Linked DNA regions of Homo sapiens: region 2 is linked to region 1. The links are chromatin contacts, found by Hi-C or POLR2A ChIA-PET in ENCODE. All regions are on one chromosome and are shown on one strand. Each heading gives the region's core, a stretch centred on a gene start or an enhancer-like site at or near the end of the contact. The rest is flanking DNA. Distances are from core to core; before and after follow the strand shown. Region 1 overlaps SNX29 (sorting nexin 29). Region 2 overlaps SNX29 (sorting nexin 29).

What was found. Hi-C counts contacts between places; a loop is a spot of excess contacts on that map. ChIA-PET counts read pairs that join two places held with the same protein, here RNA polymerase II (POLR2A). Pooled maps may share reads with other maps.
Region 2: a map of endothelial cell of umbilical vein shows a loop between it and region 1 (6-fold over the local background). The contact joins two enhancer-like sites. A Hi-C loop is called at or near these places in 5 of 168 maps with a recorded cell type or tissue (CD14-positive monocyte, HCT116, endothelial cell of umbilical vein and 2 more) and 4 of 50 pooled maps. POLR2A ChIA-PET finds 5 or more read pairs at or near these places in 3 of 52 experiments (BJ, activated T-cell and endothelial cell of umbilical vein).

Annotation. Positions count from the first base shown.
Region 1 is chr16:12,403,268-12,410,995 of GRCh38, reverse strand. It overlaps SNX29 (sorting nexin 29), which reads right to left. Exons shown (of 21, transcript NM_032167.5): 18 at 7,467-7,548. Among named protein-coding and RNA genes, the nearest start is that of SNX29-AS2, 35 kb to the right of the region's middle. RefSeq lists enhancers at 3,825-3,954, 5,481-5,580. Within about 2 kb of position 3,520, at least 3 of the 41 ENCODE cell types and tissues checked have a DNase peak (open chromatin) inside an H3K27ac peak, as active enhancers do.
Region 2 is chr16:12,338,786-12,346,513 of GRCh38, reverse strand. The region is part of intron 15 of SNX29 (sorting nexin 29); the gene reads right to left. Among named protein-coding and RNA genes, the nearest start is that of SNX29-AS2, 30 kb to the left of the region's middle. RefSeq lists an enhancer at 3,993-5,192. Within about 2 kb of position 4,898, at least 2 of the 41 ENCODE cell types and tissues checked have a DNase peak (open chromatin) inside an H3K27ac peak, as active enhancers do.

The DNA of each region.
Region 1 (7,728 bases), core at 2,271-4,770:
CAGGAAGCAAGCATAAAGACAGAGCTGTGGGTAAAAGAGAACTTGAGGGCCCAAGGGGTAAGCTATCTTAAGAGAGGATGAAAAGGAAGAGCTGAGAAACGCAAAGCCTGAAGTCCAAAAACATCACCATCCTCCAAACCACCTGAAGCTCATGCAGCCTGCCAAGATGCCGTGATCTATTATTAATATAAAAATAATACGCTTTCCCTGCATTACATATATAAATATGCTTAGCTGGATTAAACCTTTAAAAGTCCCCAGAGGCCAGGCACAGTGGCTTGCACCTGTAATCCCAGCACTTTGGGAGGCCCAAGTGGGAAGATCACTTGAGACCAGGAGTTACAGACCAGCCTAGGCAGCACAGTGAGACCCTGTCTCTTCAAAAATATGGGCATTGTGGTACATGCCTACAGTTCCAGATACTTAGGAGGCTGAGGCAGGAGGATTGCTTGACCTGGAAATTCAAGGCTGAAATGAGCCATGATTGTGCCACTGCACCCCAGCCTGAGTGACAAAGCGAGACCCTGTCTCCAACAAAGTAATAATAATAACCACTCAGGCTATGTGATTTTGTTCTGCAGGATGGGAGATGGGAAGAGTTCAGATACTGAACAAGTTTTCCTGGGATACCAACATTCCTCAGGCCAAGACAACACCCTGTGGCCTCTAGGAAACAGAACTTATTCTAGAAGAAAAAAACGCGGCCAGGCGCAGTGGCTCACACCTATAATCCCAGCACTTTGGGAGGTCGAGGCAGGTGGATCACGAGGTCAGAAGATCAAGACCACCCTGGCTAACACAGCGAAACCCTGTCTCTACTAAAACTACAAAAAATTAGCCAGGCGTGGTGATGGGTGCCTGTACTCCCAGCTACTCAGGAGGCTGAGGCAGGAGAATCACTTGAACCCGGGAGGTGGAGCTTGCAGTGAACCGAGATTGCGCTACTGCACTCCAGCCTGGGTGACAGAGCGAGACTCCCTCTCAGAAAAAAACAAAACAAAACAACAACAAAAAAAACGCTTTGCTGAAACAAAGCAACCCTCTTTACAAAGAAGATCTAATCGGTTCTGTTGCGCAAATGAAATATTGTACAACAGCCAGCATTTGTGGTCGCTAGACGCAAAGGCTGAAATTTATCCCACATGGAAGACTGATTCCAAATGTACTTACACTGAAGGTATTTTTCAAAGGGAAAGACCTAAGATCTCAGGTAAGTACACTGATGTATTACTTCATACCAATCTGATGGCTGTAATAGTTGAAGAAAACAAATAGGTGAGCTTTTTTAAGGCCTAACATACCTTTAGAGACACTTGAGTGGGATATTAAGACAGTGAATCTCATTGAGACCATCCTGGCTAACACGGTGAAACACCGTCTCTACTAAAAATACAAAAAAATTAGCCAGGCGTGGTGACAGGCACCTGTAGTCCCAGCTACTCGGGAGGCTGAGGCAGGAGAATGGCATGAACCCGGGAGGTGGAGCTTGCAGTGAACCAAGATTGCGCCACTTCACTCCAGCCTGGGTAACAGAGCGAGACTCCGTCTCAAAAAAAAAAAAAAAAAAAAAAAAAGACAGTGAATCTCAAACCCGTTTGGAGTCAGGGAATTTGGGGAATAAGATCAAACATCTGCAAAGGTATAAACTAGAAATTAATTAACAACAAATTTAACTCTGTCATATGGAAGTGCCAGAAAAATCAAACCAAAATGTGTGTTAACAAGAGAAAGAGAAAAACCCAGCAAAACAAGGTACTGGATTGAGTTTAATTTTGTTTTCCATTTTATTTGACACTCCTTAATCATTTTGTCTCCGGCTAGTGCCTGCCAGCAGCCACGCATCAGCACAGCCTACCGTGTAAGAAGTACTCACGGATGAAAAACTTAAAATCAGGAACTCTCCAGATATTACTTTGTCCTGAAAAGTAGTCAAATGCCGCCATTTCTTATTTTCAGTGGCATAACACACCTCAGCTCCCTCTCAGGACACAGGAACACAAACTTTTTGCAATAATTTGCATTCAACCTTGGCAATGCACAGCACTTCTTGCTAGAATCCTCTGTGCCAAATATAATTCCAGATTTTTCCACAATAGAAGTAGTGGGGGCTCTGTGACTGCACATAGCAGGGGAATTACCTTAATTTCTTTGGCATGTAGGATGACATTTTATTTCCTTTAGAAGTTTTGTTCCTGTCCCCCAGGCTGGAGTGCAATGGCGCAATCTTGGCTCACTGCAACCTCCGCCTCCCAGGTTTAAGTGAGTCTCCTGCCTCAGCCTCTCGAGTGGCTGGGATTACAGCGTGTGCCACCATGCCCAGCTAATTTTTGTATTTTTAGTAGAGATGGGGTTTCACCATGTTGACCAGGCTGGTCTTGAACTCCTGACCTCAGGTGATCCACCCGCCTTGGCTTCCCAAAGTGCTGGGATTACAGGCATGGGCCACTGCACCTGGCCGGAGGACTTTTTCAAGCAGCCACCCCGAGGCAGGTTCTGGGACCCTGACATTGCTCAAACAAGATGTCCTGAGATACTGGACGGCCACAGAAGTTATTGTGGACCAGCAACTGCTCTGACAACTTTCCAAAGCAAACCATCTCAGCCTGGCTCTTGGATGTGGAGGGCTTGCTGGATAATGTGTGCACCACAGTGGACCCAGAGAGGTCCTATGGAAAAGTCCTGGCTTGGCTGCAGGCCTGCCCTTAGCCTACCATCTCAGGGGTGTAGGTGGCTGCCCATGCAGGTGAGATCTTCGTTGAGCTGGGCCTTGCCTTTTGGAATGAGGGTGACTGTCCCAGCTGCTTCTAGTTTTTTTTTTGTTTGTTTGTTTGTTTTTTTGAGAAGGGTCCTGCTCTGCCACCCAGGCCGGAGTGGCAGTGGCATTATAACAGCTCAGTGCAATCTCAAACTCCTGGGCTCAGGCAATCCTCCTGCCTCAGCCTCCCCAGTAGCTGGGACTGTAAGTATGCACCACCATGCCCAGTTAATTTTTACATTCTTTTGGAGAGACAGGGTCTCACTGTGTTGCGTAGGCTGAAATACAGGGGCTATTCACAGATGCAATCGTAGCTCCCTGCAGGCTCAAACTGCTGGGCTCAAGCAATTCTCCTATCTCAGCCTCTGGAGCTGCTGGGACTACAGGCACATGCCATCATGCACAGCTGCTTTTAGGATTTTTAAAGAGCTTGATTCAGCCCTCCTTCAGTAACACAGAATCTCTAAAGACCAGGACCTTGTCAGAGACTGCTTTGGGGGCTGAAAAACATGTCAGTAAATGAGATGCTTCTCTGTGCCTTTGATTCTTCACCTATAAAATGGGGTAAGAGTTTCTTACCCCACAGGATGGCTACAAGGATTGAATGAGCTATTACACAACACACAAACCAGTGAGAGGTGGCTACTAATTATTATACTGGTATTTGTTAATCACAGTCTATCTGTTCCTTTATAGTGCTACCCAAATATCAATCATTCATAGAGCATCATGCTAAACTTTGGACTGTTTTCACGATTGTTTATTTAGTAGCTTTCTTTAAGCTGACTCATTTCCTTTTTACCTAAAATATATTTTAAAGGGGGACTGTACATCACCATGGTAAATGGAAAAATAGAATTCTGTGACATAACTAGGAGGCAAATGTAAAAATGAATACAGAAAAAAAAAAAACAATCTAATTAACCTTAAGCTTGTCACCTGCCAAAGGCAATGACCCCAGCCTTGCTGTTTTTCCTAAGAAAGATCAGAGGGACATGAGAGGTAAGAGAGTGACACAGAGACTTCCTCTTCCAAGGAGCTGGAAGCCATGAAGGGCTGAAAAAGCGGGGGCCCTTCTCCCCGCAGGATGTGGCCTTTCATGGCCAGTGTGGTCCTTCTAAATCCTGACTTGGCACATACACCACCATCTTGCCATCCCACACGCTAGGAGAGCTTGTTCCAAGGCAGCCGCCCTGCAGACCTCTGTGTGTGGGGTAAATGTTCCAGATCTGTGCTGTCCAGAACAGGAGCCATCAGCCACGTCTGGCTGCTCAGCATGTGAAATGTGGTGCAACTGAGGAGCCGAATCTTTCATTTTCTTTCTTTCTTTTTGAGACAGAGTCTCGCTCTGTCGCCCAGGCTTGAGTGTAGTGGCGCGATCTCAGCTCACTGCAACCTCTGCCTCCCAGGTTCAAGCGATTGTCCTGTCTCAGCCTCCCAAGTAGCTGGGATTACAGGCATGCAACAGCAACGCTCAGCTAATTTTTGTATTTTTAGTAGAGATGGGGTTTCACCATGTTGGCCAGGATGGTCTTGAACTCCTGACCTCAAGTGATCCACCCATCTCGGCCTCCCAAAGTGCTGGGATTATAGGCATGAGCCATTTTAATTGATATAAATCTCATTTTAATTAATATAAATCTCAAGAGCCACACATGGCTAGGAGCTCTGGTACAGACAGCGCAGCTCCAGTACCAGGGAGCACCGCTCTCCTGAGAAAGCTACATGTCTTGGCTCTCCAGTCGAATTTATGTTCACTTTGGGGTTATGCCCTTGGTTTCCTTCAAGGGAAATCTTAAGAAAACCAGACAGTGGCTGTCACGGGAATGTAGATGGGGATTGTCTACTCTATCCTTTTTTATTGTTTAATCTCAAATCCTGTGTGGAAATTTCTTTTACAGCTTCTTTTAAAGAATTAACATATTTTCTTATCATTAGCAACAGAATTATCCAAATAACCACATTTCCCTTTCACAATGGCTGCCAGGAAGCCCACAGGAAATTCATAAATCAATGAGTGCAACTGTGTAGAATCTCATGACACATATATATGCTTTCCGCTTTTTCCTTTTAAACCCTTAGTTTACATTTTCATTGACCCTGATGTATTTTTTTTAACCTCTCTTTTATCATTCTTTTTTAGACGTTTCTCTAGAAATTATGTCAAATCTTTTGTGGAATTAAATAGCATACTTGTTTTCTTTTTTTGAGGCAGAGTCTCATTCTTGTCACCCAGTCTGGAGTGCAATGGTGCGATCTCGGCTCACTGCAATCTCTGCCTCCTGGGTTCAAGCCGTTCTCCTGCCTCAGCCTCCCAAGTAGCTGGGATTACAGGCGCCCACCACCACGCCTGGCTAATTTGTATTTTTAGTAGAGATGGGGTTTCACTATGTTGGCCAGGCTGGTCTCAAACTACTGATCTCAGGCGATCCACCCGCCTCAGCCTCCCAAAGTGCTGGGATTACAGGCGTGAGCCACCATGCTTGGCCAGCATACTTTTTTAATTCTAAAATAAGTACTCTTCAACAGTACCAGTATTTTAAATGAGTCACCTTCTATGCAATATCATTTATATAAAGTAAAAACATGGCAATAAAGGATTTCTAAAATGCTTCCAAACACATGCTCTGATTTTGCTCTGCAGGCACCAATCAGAAGCATCATTTGCTAAAAAGAGAAAAATAATTGCATGCAAGAGACACCACTTCACACACCCCAGCATCAGGAAGGCTGCAGAAGGCCAAAGGCGTGGAGTGAAGTTGCTCCCAGCGATGCAGAGCGGCCAGGCCTGAGGCTGGCTGGAAGCAGGGCTGAACCCATGAGAGCTTCACACCGTAAAGGACGGGGAGAGAGTGGCTTCACTGCCACAGTGGCCACTGTGGAAACAATCTCCCAGGCAACGGCATATTTGCTAAGGTCCGTCTCAATTCATAGCTTTCAGGAGCTAAAAATTGCCAAGTTGCTTCATGGGGTAAACAGGGGGAAAAGTCAAAACTGAAAGGTCAAGGAAACCTCTCAAGTGATAACATGTTTTAATTTTGCTCTAAAATAGAGCTGTCTGCTGTACTTTTTTCATCCTCCAGGCTGCACCTTCCAGCTCTCTGATGACCACAATGCAGAACTTGAAGGGTCAAATAAGAAAGTTGGGTTTGTGGGGGACAAAAGGAGAAACAAAGAGAAGAGGATTTTTGAAAATCCATAATATCTAATTCTCCCTTTAAACCGGAGCTGGGAACAACATGAACACTCAAGATTCTCCTATGACTGTTGCCCAGCTGAAGGTGTCAAACTAAAACAAACTTCTCATGCCAAAGTCTAGCTCATCTGTCCCTAAGATTTCCAGTAAGATGTGCATATTATGCTTAGACCTGAGACCAAGCACAGCGGTCATTTGGGAAGGTGAGAAATGAATAGAGTGTCTACTGCAGGCCAGGTATTTCTAATCTCAAAACAGTTTTACAAGATAGATTACTGTCTCCATTTTACAGCTGAAGAAACTAAGACTCATCTAAGGTCACAGGATTTAAACCAGGGATTCCGCTTTCAAGTTCAGTGTCCTTTCTTCAACACCCCACTCTTTGGGGAAAAATATCTTAATAGACAAGAAAATTTCTTCAATAAGTCAATTTCTCACTAAGAAAAATGGCAACAAAATCCAAGGGTTTGCAGAGAGCTCATGGGGAATAAAACAAAACCTAACGACAATTATTTTAGCACAAGCAGACAGGAGAAGCAGGAAGCAGCTGGGGCTCAGCACTGAGAACAAAGCAGTCCCAGAACAAGGGCACACCAAAGCCTGGAAATCAGAGTCCGTGGTAAGAGAGAGGAGGAGAAGGAAGACAGACATGCAGACGAGCTGTGGGCAGGGCTAAAAGAGGCTTCAGAAAATCAGAGAGGAGACGGAGAACTGGAGTCCCCTTGATTGGGTAAAATCACCTCCTAAGCAGACACACATTTCGCTGCCCCAGACACTCAATGCCCACCTGGGTGCGGCTATCCGTACCCCAAGGAAGCAGAGGCGATGTCTACAGGTCCCGCTTGTCCAGTATCCATTGCCCCTTCTTTTGGAAAGAATTCTCTGGCTCTCATTTGGGGAATCTCCTTTCCCCACTCTCAGACATGTGGTCAGGTGAGGTAAACACCCACCCTGGCGACAGTGGTGGTCACATGAGCTGAATCAGGCCAGTCACAGAGTCCGTCACCCAACCCCAAGGTGTAGGAAGAGGCTCAAGATCCAGGACACACCAGTGAGACCCGCCCTTCCAGGCTGAGAACCTGGCGCTGCTGGGGTCATCCTGTCAACCCACGGACAGCTGGCCTGAGAGGGTCACCAAGCAGCAGACACAGGATATGGCAGCAGGTTCCTGATGGCAGGTCCAGCCATGCCCAAGGCCCGACCTACCACTGGACTTTTCAGATGCAAAACAAGCAAACACACATCTCCGTTTCTGCTCATGCAGTCTGAGCTGAGATTCCACAGCAGCCACACTAAGAGCCTGACTGGCACGAAGAGGCCCACCGTATCCCCCTGCCCAACTGAAAGCCACAGACTTCTTCGGCAAGGCCTCTGGGCAGTTAAGATGTGGGTGTCTGGAAGGCCATAGCCTCCTAATCATAGCGCCCCACCACCAAGAGGCAAAAAGCACCACAGCATGACAAATGGGCGTTTTTCCACCCAGCTGTGATGTCCACCTGAAAACCAGGCACTCACCTGATACACGTGGAATGCATTTGCTGCTTTGCCCCGGAGAAACACTGAGGGGATCCAGACGTTGATCAGCGCCCGGTTTGATCTAACCAAAAGGAAGAGAGAGAGACCAACATTAGACATTTTAACTTACAAAAAAATAAAAAATAAAAAAGAGGAAAGGAGACAATTTTCTACTCCAAGAGGTATTATGCACAAGCAATTTATGACAACTTACATCACACCTGATGGCAAGCTAAAGGACAAGTTTAAGTCATCACTCAGT
Region 2 (7,728 bases), core at 3,649-6,148, 66 kb after region 1:
TAAAACCCACCATTCCTGACTCCCTAGATGTGACTTTGGGCAACTTACCTCCACCTCTCTGGGCCTCAGTTTCTCATCCATAAAATCACATTAACAACGATGCAAATGTCAAAGGGCTTTTGTGAGGTTTAAATAATAAAAGAAAGAGGTGCTTTACTTAGGGTTACGTAAAGTACTCCATAAATGTTAATTACCATGATTATCCATTAAAGAGGCACCAGCAGAAGTGTCCAGTACCACTGGTCCTGTAGAATCTACATCCTTCATCTCTCCAAGGTCTGTCCCCGCTCCTCCATCCTGTGGCCAAACCTAGGTTCAGAAGCCCCCTCCCACCTAGACAAACACCACCGCCTCCCTGCTGCCCCCGCCACCAGCTGACGCTCAAATGATCTTTCTAAAACCCAGGATCACACCCCTTTACTGCTTAAAATCCTTCAATAACATTTACAAACTAGATTGCATGATGTCTGCAATTTGCTTCAAAATAATACTAGGAATGGCGGTGGGGAGGGGGGAGTGGGACTGGCTTGGGTTGGTGGCTGCTGAAGCTGACGGGACTGTGTGCTGGGCACACAGAGGTGCATTCTACTATTCTGTCCACATTCACATTTGTCCACAATCCAAACTTAAAAAAAAATTCTTCAATGGCTTTCCACTAATTTTCTTGGCATGGCATAAAAGCAACTGGTGGGAGAGGAGGTGGGAGGAGAGGGCAGAAAACATTTCAAGAGAAGGACCGACATGGATGGAACGAGAATACGGCTGCACCCCCACCTTCCCACTGTGCCCACATCCTAAAATGCTATCCACCCTTCACAACGTCACTCAAATCTCAGTTGATCTCCTTGCCCAACGCCTTCGATCCATTCATCCACCTCCTCCACAGATCATCCCCCAGTAGTAGTGGCAACAACAGTTACTGTTTTCTGAGCACTTACTAAATGTCAAGTACGTCATGTATGACATAAAGGCTCTTTCATGCAATAAAAGGAAGTGCTCCAACTGGCCACAGACCCATGATATCTGAGTTCGGTGAGTGGAGCACGGCTAGATAGAGCTCCCACTGGTCCCCCCAGAGCCATAAGCTGTTGTGCAGTGTACAACCTGCACAACCGCACACAGAAGTCTTAGACATCATACTAGGTGCTGGTGTTGTCCCTATTTTATATGGGAGGAAACTGAGGCCCACAGGGACTAGAACACTTGCCCATGGTCACATGGAGATGGCTGCAGTAGCTAACGCCCAGACCCATGTTCTATCTGTTACATGAGGCTCCCCCAGAAGAAGGTGTAGCATGCACTTCTGCAGATGGTAATGTCTCCTGGGCAGTTCACAGCTCTAGCGCAGAGCACAGGATCTTACCCAACTCCACGTGTGTTACTGGAGATCACTGCCAAAGCCACTGACAACACCAGACACTTGTAGGGCTTATTTCTGCTGCATGGATTATGGGAGGGTCAGCGGAAAAAGGGGCAGAGGCCTCTTTCCTTAAACGTAGCATATGAGGTGGTTTACTTGGCGCCACACAATGGGTGTAATTATAGTTCCATCACAAGCACAAAACATGGTGCTCGGCTAGGCCTGTGAAAATGGGGCCGGAATTACTTTAAAAAGGCTCTGCTGGCCTCTCCTTTCAAAAGCACAGTGGTTACAGGCTGGCTTGCAGAGGACGGCTATTGATTTCCCAAGACCTGGGAGTTAGAAGGCAGCGCAGCGTTGGCCTCCTCTCCTCCCCAGCACAGAAAGCCTTCTCCAGCCTGCTGGGCAGGCAGCCCAGGAGGAGAAAGAGGAAGAGGAGGATACAGTGAGGCCACTGTCATTAAGAGCAAACATTTACTGAGCATGTATTGGACGCCAGACCCAACCCTAAGCCCCATCCTTGTGTTAACTTATCCATACAAGGCCTGTCCATGGCTCCTTCTTAAGAAACTTATCTTCAATATCTGAAAATTCTCAGATTCTTTCATTCATTTATTCATTCATTCCACAAACATCTACTGAGCATCTACCATTTGCCAAACCCTGTTTTAAACACTATGGATACAGCAGCAAACAAGAGAGACTCTTGCCCTCATGGTTTCTATATTCTAGCTAGTGGTTCCATCTACAGATTGAGGAAATGGAGGCTCACGGAGGTTTAGTCCTAGGCAAAGCTAACACTAAAGGCCGTGGGATTGGAACCAGAGTCCTTTCTCACACCACCATGCTGGACAATCTCTCTCTGCTTTGGGTTATTTTATAAACCCTCTCCCTTTGTGAGGTTGTATTAGTCTGTTCTCATGCTGCTGACAAAGACATACCCAAGACTGGGTAATTTATAAAGAAAAAGAGGTTTAATGGACTCACAAGTTCCACATGACTGGGGAGGCCTCCCAATCTGGCAGAAGGCGAAAGGCATGTCTTATATGGCGGCAGACAAGAGAGTGAATGAGAGCCAAGAGAAAGAGGAAACCTCTCATAAAACCATCAGATCTCATGAGACTCACTACCACAAGAACAGGAGAGGGGAACAACCTCTGTGATTCAATTATCTCACACTGGGTCCCTCCCACAACATGTGGGAATTATGGGAGCTACAATTCAAGATGAGATTTAGGTGGGGACACAGCTAAACCACAGAAGAGGTCAAATGCACCTCCCTGCACAGGCCTGGAAGCACTAATTCATTTACTTATTCAGTCATTCATTCACGTTTCTTCATTCATTCAACAAACATTTATTGAGCAACGGTGTGCCAGGCACTGATCTGAGCTCTGGGCATCAGTGTGACAAGGACCCTGCCCCTGCCCCTGCCCCTGCCCTCACAGAGCTCCCTATCTCGTGGGGATCTAGGTGGTCAACGGTTCTCAGACAAAGTGGCCAGTGGCACAGCAGGAAGACTACGGTCCCTGGGAACAGGAAGGGGAGGCAGCTACCCGTCCTAGGGCTTGTGATACTAAGCTGAGGCCAAAGGCAGGAAGAGGTCAGCTGGCAGGAGGCATGAGAACAGGTTCACACCCAAGCCCCATCATTCATCTGCTCCCATTTCCTCGGCTATAAAGTGGGGCTCCATCGTATCGAGCAGGATTTTAAACATGGTTAAGATGTGACTTCAGAGCAGCCAGCCTGGCACAGGGCCTGGGGCAGCTTCTCTTTATCTCCGAGAATAGGTTGCTGGACACAGAAGTTATTTAGTACCGTGAAGCTAACACTAGCACACCAAGTCAGAAGTTTTCTGGAAAACATTTCACCCTGAAGTGCTGCTTTTCCATTCATTCTGCAAGGTGCTGGAAAGCACAGGCTTTCACATAAAGATGTGAATTCTGAAATTATGTGGCTCTTTGTCGTGTTCTCATGTCTTGAGAAATCAGTGGAGGCTGGTGTGCGTTTTTAATCATATTCCCTTCGAAGTAGCACACAGAGACCTCCTGAATATTTCAACCACGGGCTCAATAAATTATGTCCAAGTTTCAAGAGAAAGACAGTAAATGAAAGAACATTAAATTTTATGAGCATCAAAATGTTGTTTTCCTTTGAGAGTCTCTTTCTCACACCCAACAGCACTCCCGTAAAGCTGCCAAGAGCCTCCTTCAGGTAAAGGCTGGCTTGCTCCTCCCAGGAAGGGGTATGCAGCCATTCATTTGTGCCAAGCAGTAATTCATGAACACCAGCACCTGGACAGAGGGAAGACTGTGCTCAAATGTGAGCGAGCACTGTGGGGTACTGGTCTGGGGGATGAACTTGGAGCTGGACGGCCAGGATTCTGTCCCAGTCTGCCAGTAACTTGCTGGGTGACCTTGGGTAAATCATTCAACCTCTCTGGACCTCAGTTTCTGCATCTGAAAAATGGTGGCCATAGGAGCTCTTACATGATAGCGTTGTTATGAGGACTAAATGAGCCAATATACAACTCAAGCTTCGTAAAAGACACAAGATTCTGATTCTTACAGCTTTGATTGACACACAGAACTGGGCACATCCCTACAACTTCCTTAAGCCCCACAGACATTACAATGGAAAGACGAGATGGTATAGTTTAAAACAACAACATGGAATTTAAGGGCTTGAATCTGGGACCACACTTCACTGGCTGTGTCCCATGAACGGGGCAGCCATTGTTTCTACACAGCTCTGAACACCCCTAAGCCTCATGGTTTCATCAGCAACATGGAGACTGTAATCTCTTCTCTCCATGGGACACTGAAGATATGACCGAGATCTTGTATGTTAAAATGCCAAGCATACACTCTTGCCCTCAGGAGGCATGCAGCAGACATCTGTGACTTTTCTTCCCTTGCAGAGGGCAACAGGCAATAAAACTTTTTCTCTGGGTGACTCATATCCCCATGATATACGCAGTGAAGGTAAGTGCAAAAGTATCACAATGCTTCCCTGCCTAGGCCACCCCCAACAGAGTGGCTCATCAAATGTGATCTTCTTCTGTTTTCTATTCAACAGTCAGCATTACAAGACCACATCTACCTCCCAGAATCTGGGAGAGGTAAAAGAGTTCACGTTCTCAGCAGCATCTATGAAGCTGGGGTCTCAAGCCTAAATTTCTTTACTTCCTGGCACGAAGCACTGTGCTGGAAATGACCTGGCAGCTACGGAGTCACTAGCCCACAGCTGCTCTAATCCCTACAATGGGAATGTCATGAAGACAACAAGTGGGTCCTTGTGGCAGAGATACTGGTGCTCACCATGCACCCTACCTGCTCCCCAAGCTTCCCAGCCCCCTCTGCACAACAGGGCACAAGCTTCTGACTTAGGGCCAACGAGTTCCAGGTGGAAGTGACAAATGTTTCTTCTGAGTCATAGCATAGGACTGCTGGCGTGTGACCCTGCACCATCCCTTCCCTGTAACACTAAGTGAGAAAGCCATGGTGTGGCCACAAGATGGGAGCCTCTGTCCACCTAGATTTCTGAGTCATTATGTGGAGCAGAACAGTCCCACTGTTGCCCTTGGGCAACCCATGTTGGACACATACGAACAGGAAATAAGCTTTTATTTTGTTAAAGACCGAGATTGAGGATCATTTGTTACTGTGGCAGAACCAATCCTATTCTGACATGTGTCAACTTGACAACCCTGTATCTTCCTAGCTCTCTCACAATGGGCCTGAAAGTCTGAGGAAAGGCACAGAGGCCAAAGACATTTGTTAAAGGCAGCTTTGCAACAGCCACAGGAAGTAGGTATCATGATATCCTTTTACCCAAGAAGAAACTGGTCTCAGACACATTAAATCATTTGTTCAAGGTCATACAAATCACAAGTGGTGAAGTCAGAATTTGAACCCAGGTCTATCCATCACAAGACTTGTATTCTGTCTGCTATATGGGCCCAGGCAGTACTTTCTAATGAGTTTGTCTGTGAAAGCCCCAAATACAATTCAAATCTCTCCTTGGGCTCCAATAATAATAGTAACCATAGGTTGGATGCGTTCCACAGGCCAGACACTCTTCTTGGTCCTTTATCAATATTCCTTCACTGTAATCATCACGTCTCTTCAAGGCATTATGCCCATTCTACAGGTAAGGAAATAGGGGCTTAGAAGAGACTGTAGGATGAGTTCTCATAACCTCATGGTGAAGTAAATAGAGGAAAGATGCCAGTGGTGACAGACAAAGGATAGGGGCCCCTTTAGTGGATGGAAGGCAAAGACTCCACGTAAAAGGCTATAAAGCGGGACACTGAGGAACACTCTCCACTGGAGGATCTCAGACCTTCAAGAACCCACAAAGATGCTTCAATGCCCAAGATACCACATGCTCCGGGTGACCTAATCAGACTCTTAGAGATGTTTGCTGCCGGGGTTGTGAAAGAGAGACAGGGGAGATCGTCCCTTCTGGTCCCTCCCGACTGTTCTCGCAGTTCTAGCCTCTTGTCTACCTGGCCACCAGGTGCAAGTTACTGATAATAACCTCACACTGCCCCCAAGTGGTCACTCTGCTCCAGATGACTCACAGACCAACGTTTCCAGAACTCCAAACACAAATCTGTTCAATGCAAAACCATGCTCTTCCCATTCTGTCTCCCACATCCATCCATCCTTACTATTACATGCCAAGCACTGTCTAGACACTGGGGATACAACAGGGAACAAACAGATAAAAGCTCCTTCCTCCTCTGAGCTTACATCCTAGAGCTCAAGGTTAGGAATGCTTACTGACTGAGGAACATTGTCTTTATGCCCCGTTACAGAGAATAGGACTTCAAACAAAAGGTTGGGCTTCAATAGAAATTCTCCTTCCTTTGCAGAGACCAGATTCTGCATCTGAGAAATTAACCAGGATTTCTACAGCTGCATTCCATTCTAGTTAGTTTCTCCAGGGAAGGAGAAGAAGGGGAGGAGGATGGAGAAGATGACGATGATGAAAACAAAGATGAAAAAGAAAACAATTTTTGGCTAAGAAACTAAACCTGATCATTATGTCTTGGATTTAAATCTAAAAAGTGATCGTCTCCAATTCCTCATTTGATGCTAAAAGACCCTTTTTCAGTGACCCTCATGGTGAACATCTCTCTTTTTCTCTCTGCCCAAGATGAATTCCCCTCTTTTTTGGCTAATGGAATCCTGCTTTTTCTTAAGAAACCACCTCTCTTCCTAGTGATCTGGGGAAGCTGACCAAACGCCCCCACTGACTGTTGGCCACGTGCCCTGGCCCTGCCAATGAGTGTATTTCATCCTTTAGCCACAGTGACTGGTTCAGGGATGGCAGAAGACTCAAGTCAGGCCAATAAGAGTCAATTCCAAGAATCTTGTTAGAGCTACTGGGAGAGAAACCCTCTCTTCATGACAAGAATTGCTAAGCTCATAGGACATAAGCTTGGAGCTGCTAGGATCCATCACATATAGAGAAAGCCTTCCTAAGAATGAAGACCACAAAAAAGAAAGCAGAGAGCAACAGCAGGAAGAGAACATCCACATTTGCTCATCTGACCTCTGGATGCAACCCTGCCAAAGGTTACACCAATCCTTGGATGTCCAGTTTTCATCACTCAAAAAGCTTCATTTCTTGTTAAGCCCAGTTTGAGTTTTCTGTCATTTGGATTAGAGTCCTGACTCACAGAGCCACCAAGTAACTGCCCAGTTTCTGCTTCAACACCTCCACTCACAAGAAACTCACTACCCATAATCTTTTTTTTTTTTTTTTTTTTTTTTGAGACAGAATCTCACTCTGTCGCCCAGGCTGGAGTGCAATGGCACGATCTCAGGTTACCACAACCTCTGCCTCCCAGGTTCAAGAGATTCTTCTGCCTCAGCCACACAAGTAGCTGGGATTACAGGCATGCGCCACCACGCCTGGCTAATTGTTTTTATATTTTTAGTAGAGACGGGGTTTCACCATGTTGGCCAGGCTGGTCTTGAACTCCTGACCTCAGGTGATCCACCTGCCTCAGCCTCCCAAAATGCTGGAATTACAGGTGTGAGCCACCATGCCCGGCTGCCACTTATTATGAAACAGTCATGATGGCGCAGGTCTCTTTCCACTGAATTCAAAGTTGTCTGTGTGTAGTCCTAGGACAGCCCATGACGGCCACAGGTGGAACAAGTTTAACCTCTCCCTCCATGTGACACTCCTAATCTGGGGGACTCTAAGCTGCAGGGCAGCATCATGAATCCTCCATCTGGAAACACTGTTATGATTTTGGGCCATATGTTGTTAAACATGTTTCTTTCAACCTCTTTCAATCAATAAATATTCCACAAGCGCCTCCCACATGGAAGGTGGGTCTGGGGGTGGGG